Regions from separate parts of the Homo sapiens genome. Here region 1 is linked to region 2. The links are chromatin contacts, found by Hi-C in ENCODE. All regions are on one chromosome and are shown on one strand. Each heading gives the region's core, a stretch centred on a gene start or an enhancer-like site at or near the end of the contact. The rest is flanking DNA. Distances are from core to core; before and after follow the strand shown.

What was found. A loop is a pair of places that touch in the nucleus more often than their neighbours do. Pooled maps may share reads with other maps.
Region 1: a loop to region 2 is called in a map of CD8-positive, alpha-beta T cell, with 18 times the contacts of the local background. The contact joins the promoter of ARL13B here to the promoter of CHMP2B in region 2. A Hi-C loop is called at or near these places in 3 of 168 maps with a recorded cell type or tissue (B cell, CD8-positive, alpha-beta T cell and naive thymus-derived CD4-positive, alpha-beta T cell) and 6 of 50 pooled maps.

What each region holds. Positions count from the first base shown.
Region 1 is chr3:93,978,790-93,981,489 of GRCh38, forward strand. It overlaps ARL13B (ARF like GTPase 13B), which reads left to right and starts at 1,366. Exons shown (of 10, transcript NM_001174150.2): 1 at 1,366-1,693. The coding sequence starts at 1,635. RefSeq lists enhancers at 974-1,133, 1,404-1,533.
Region 2 is chr3:87,225,964-87,228,663 of GRCh38, forward strand. CHMP2B (charged multivesicular body protein 2B) reads left to right here and starts at 1,346. Exons shown (of 6, transcript NM_014043.4): 1 at 1,346-1,593. The coding sequence starts at 1,560. It overlaps MIR4795 (microRNA 4795), which reads right to left and starts at 314; the gene lies at 226-314. RefSeq lists enhancers at 798-937, 1,048-1,107, 1,198-1,247, 1,298-1,367, 1,438-1,557.

The DNA of each region.
Region 1 (2,700 bases), core at 116-2,615, 6.8 Mb after region 2:
TGGGATTCTCAGTGCCTTCTATCCTTTCATCAGGATTTGAAAATATTTATTTAAGTAGAAAATGAATGGACACACAGATCCCTACATATTGTGCATAATTTTTTCCCTACAGGAATGTCCTTGTCATTTCTTTTTCTCCAAAGTATATAAAAGAAATGCAAATATTACATACCTCTTTAAAAAATAAACTATTACAAAACAGTCAAGAGATAACAATCTTCATCTTGCAGATACCAAATAGCCAGCAATTTATGTACCTAAAAATCCTGAAACAAACATACATCAAAATGGTTATTTATTTATTTTTGAGACGGAGTCTTGCTCTGTTGCCCAGACTGGAGTGCAGTGGCGCGATCTCGGCTCACTGCAACCTCCGCCTCCCGGGTTCAAGCAATTCCCCTGCCTCAGTCTCCAGCGTAGCTGGGACTACAGGCGCGTGCCACCACACCCGTTTTTGTTTTTTTTTGTTTTTTTTTTTTTGTATTTTTACTAGAGACGGGGTTTCACCATGTTAGCCAGGATGGTCTAGATCACCTGGCCTCGTGATCCGCCCGCCTCGGCCTCACAAAGTGCTGGGATTACAGGCGTGAGCCACCGCGCCCGGCCCCAAATGGTTATCTTTGAGAGCTCCTGTGAGATCTCATTTTCTTCATCTTGTTTCTTTTTAGTATTTTTCACATTTTCTACAAGAAATGCATTTTTCTTTTGTAATCACAATCCCCCCTACAACAAATATCATACAATTCCGTTTCACATATGTAACAGTAATAAACGTTTTAGAGATTAAGGCTTCACTCTCATCTGAACTACTGAGAAAATTTAGCAAGCGAATTTCCCCCTTGTCTTTAACTTACAAGAATTGCCCCAGTGTATTGTTCCTGTAGTCATGCTGCCTAAGTCGGCCAGAATTCTAGAGGGTCCCCATCCCTGAGCAAAAAACAAACAAACAAAAAACAAGAAAAAAGAAAGAAAGAAAAAGAAAAACCCATGCACAAGACCTGAGATCTCTGAATCTCAGTTGGGGACACTGGAGAAAGGAAAGGAACAGCACCGTGGATTGGCAACACATTTTATGTAGGTATAAAGATAGGCCTTGCTGGAGATTTGTCCCGGATCCTCCAGCTTATCTCCGGACGCTCCGGTTGCCTAGTTACGAGAACGAGCTACCTCGAGCTCCGCCTCCTTCTTATAGAGTACTCCCCTTTCTCTTTTCCTAGTCTCGCGCAGGGGCGGGTAGCCAGGACTCTTCAGCCACTCAGAGGCCTCTACCTCAGGACCTCAACCGATGATTGGGCGAGCGCAGTACGGGCGTTGCCTGGGGAACGCCTTCCGCGCCTCGAAGTAACGTCAGCACGTCGACGCGGGGCTTTTCTTTAGCCGGGTCCCGCTAACTCGGCTACGGTGTATCTGCGTCTTTGGTCAGGTTGTTCCTTGGCTAAGAGGGCAGTCGTCGCGGACCCACGCGGTTAGCAAGGCTTAGTGCTCGGGCCGGCCGCCTTCACTTCCCTCCCGGCTTTTCCTCCCGACTTATCCACTTTAGGGGCGTCTCGGAGTGCCGGAGGCCCCCGGGGAAGAGCGGGGTGCCGGTGTCCGCTCCGGGCTCGGATGGGAAGTGGTGGGAGGAGCGACCCGGGATGTTCAGTCTGATGGCCAGTTGCTGCGGCTGGTTCAAGCGGTGGCGGGAGCCTGTCAGGTAGGCTGGAGCCAGCTGTCCTGGCCGTCCTAGGGGTTGGAGATGGCTGCGCCCCAGGGGCGAGGCGCCGCCTTTTCCCCGCGCCTGGACGAGTCTATCCCAGGCCGCAAGGGATGCTTTCATTCCCAGGGTGTCCCGGGAGGGAGAGATTGGAGGATGTAGCCTTGTTGTCTGGTCGACTTTCTGTTGCGATTGACAATGCTTACCGTTGTTATATTTTAAATAGGTTTGAATTTGTTAAAAAGTGTGTGTGTGTGTGTGTGTGTGTGTGTGTGTGTGGAATTGAAAACTATCCATTGTGTGTTTTTCCTCTGAAGCTTTTGTAATGGAAATTCTTTTAAAAAGAGGGGGACATGGAATATAGTTTTCATAATATCCGCACATTCCATTCCAAGTCACACCTCCACACAGTTGTATTTGAGGACGTGGGCTTGAAATCTGGCTCCACTACTTAATAATTACATGACTCAACCATTTTGGCCCCACCTTTCTTAAATATTAAATGAGAGTGATAATACTCTGCTTTAGAAATATTGTATTCAATGAGAACAAGTGATAGTGTTTTCTTAACTGTAATGTAGCTTCCAATTTTTATACGGTCTCTAGTAAAACCTTTTAATTGAAAGGGTCCACTTTTTAACATTTCATTTTGAAATGCTGGAAGTATTAATAATTAGTACCTGTTACTTGATATTCATTCATTCAAAAAATATTTATTAAGACAATACCTTGTGCCAGGCACTGTCTTAGGAAATAATCAGTGAAATTGATGCTTTTGAAACTGAGGCCTAACCTATAAAGAGATCTTGTGTTTGTTACACAAATAATGTTGACTTCACATAGTTCTAGTCTGGAATTGGGCCAAGGGTAAGATAAAGCAAAGTTGTTTTTTTTTTTAAATTGTTAACATTTTAAGTATATTTGCCATGAGAATGAACTATCCTTTAAAGAATGAATCTGAAAAGCTACACTTACACATTATAACAGAAAATACATGTCTAGATTGG
Region 2 (2,700 bases), core at 96-2,595:
TTTCCTTACTTCATCTTCCCATATCGAGAATAACTTGAGGAGAAGCAAAACAATTATATCTTGCATATTACTACGTCATTCTTAAGAAAGTTTTCTTGAACAGACTCTCAGCTAACTTTTAGCAGCAGCAGCAGCATTATCAGTGGCTATGAGGGCTTGGATATCTCAGGAGGGGAAAAATGGGAAAGGCTGGCCTGATTATCATAAATAATAATCCTTGAGACATGATTCATAAATCCAGAAGTGGCTAATAATATTGACATTATTGTTATAGTGTCAATATTATTAGCCACTTCTGGATTTCTTCCATATCAGAGATAATATTTATGAAAAAAAAAATGCTACCATTATTTTTATCCTGTGGAAGGCAGTGTTGCTTTAAACAGTAGAGACTATATACAGGTACGCACGCATAGGTTGTATTTTCCATTTTATACATGCAAGGATTCTTTAAATAATTCATTACATTTTTTCTTTAACATGATATGCAGTTTTTCACAAAAAGCCCAAATAAACGGCTGTGAGGAATTCTAATAGGATCACCGTATAGCCATGACACTTTATGATTCATGATTTACAAGAAATTAAGAAATAGAGCTGGAGACATTTAGACCAGCCTACAAATTTGTGTGTGTGTGTGTGTGTGTGTGTGTGTGTGTGTGTTTTAATGTTTCCAGGCAAGAACCTTAAACAAAAAGTGTAGCATTAAAAAACTTCCCTTCGTCCTCGAGACCCCCCCAACTCTAGACACTGGATCCCCGGAGACCCACGCTGGGTCGTCGGAGTCTGGAGCCGGGGGCGGCAGGTGAGCGGCTAGGGTCCTGCAGGGGTCTGCGCGGTGCGGGGGAGGTCGCCGAGTCAGTCAGTGCCGAAAGGACCGCGAACTCCAGGGGCCAACAATCACCGGGTACGGAACTCAACGTTTCCGCCAGTTCCTGGATTACTCGAGTAAAAACAAACAAACAACAACAACAACAACAACAAAAATACTAACAGCAATGGGACCGTAATAAATCAACTCGGAGTGGGTACAGGCGGTTCCGGGACAACCCACACTTAGTCTAGGAGCCCGGAGATCCCTCATCCAGCTTTCCCCGGGGCAAGGGGTGAAGCGCTAAGCAAGGCTGATCACTGTCCTCAATCATCACCCAACCCGCGCACAGAAGCCGTGGCCCCACGCTCTCCTATCCCCGCCAGCTCCAGACTCGCCCCGCTGCCAACTCCCGGTGCAGGAGGAACTGGCAGCCGCAGACGTGAGGAAAGCGGCCGCGGCTTCAAACTCCGTAGTGCGCAGGCGCCACACAACGCGCAGGCGCCGCCTAGAAGTGACTTCTCCAAAAAGTGTGTTAGTTCCCGGTCACCTGAGCTCCGGGTGACGCGGCTGCGGTAGCTGCGGATACAAGCCTTCCGCGGGTCCTGCCTGGCGACCCCGACCTCCTCCTGCTGTCTCTCCGCTCCGCCACCCCGAACCCGCCAAGGTCCTGTCCTTTTCCTCCTGTCCTTTGCCAGCGTTGGGCCGGACCGGGCCGAGCCGGGCCGCCCGGGCGCAGTCTTTAACCATGGCGTCCCTCTTCAAGAAGAAAACCGTGGATGGTGAGTTCCAGGCCGGGCTGAAGGGGCCCAGCTCTGCGTTTTCTCGGCGTCTTTCGAGGCCTGCTGGCCGCGATTCTGCCTACTGTCCCTGGAGGCGGGGCTGGATCAAGTGGTCCCACAGGTGACCGCCCTCGCGGCACCACTTCTCTGCCTCCCTCTTGCTTCTGACTCACCTCACCTTAGGCTCACCTAGGCAGTCTGGTTGCTTCCCTATCCTCACGATTCCCCCACCCTCGGGTTTTCCTCAGCAGGATCCTGAGCGTTTCGAGGAGGCTAGCTGGCCCTTGAGTGTCAATAAACTTGGAAATCTGATGGATTTCTTGTTGGTTTCCTCTGCTTCGATTGTTGCTCTTCAGTTGGGCGATATACTACTTGTAGGCATCCATACAGGAAACTGGCAGTCTCGGAATGGGGAGGGAGGGGATAACAGGCTCCAGTTAGGAAATGAAGTTGGGTCTGGGTCAGTTGCTTCTTTAAGAACACCCCATCAGTAAAGAGATGTGAAACAAATGCTTTTTTGATTAACCCCAGTAGAAAAATAAACCCAAGGGAAGTGCCCAGATTTAGTTTTCATAATGGATTTTTCTCCCTTATGATTATTTTTTGCCAACTAAAGAAAGAGATGGGGTATATATTGTCTTCATAGAAGTTTAACATGTAAAGATAATTGTGTTGTTTCCCGCATTTAGCTTAATATCATCTTAAGCGGGGAAAAAAGTGAATGTAAAGGAATGTACAAGTTTTATGGTGCTCATATGCGATGCCTATAATGTGTTTATATAACACTTGATGTTTTCATTGATTGCTACCAGGAATTAAATTCATTCAAGTTATTTAAAAATTGTGTTCCCCATTATATGTTTAGTCTAGGTTGTTGCTGGTTCAACCAAAGAATCACTTCTTTGTAAGGGTCTAATTCTGCCACAAAAGGAGCAGTGGTAGCTAGACAGTGATTGGTACAAATAGGGTGCTCAGTCCAGACCTGGACGTAACTCCTTCATTCCTTTGTGTTGACTATTCCAATGCCAGCAAAATTATTTTGGGGAGGATAACAAAGAAGTCATCTCTGCTCTGCTGCTGTACACTTCATTTCAACACATAATCTAC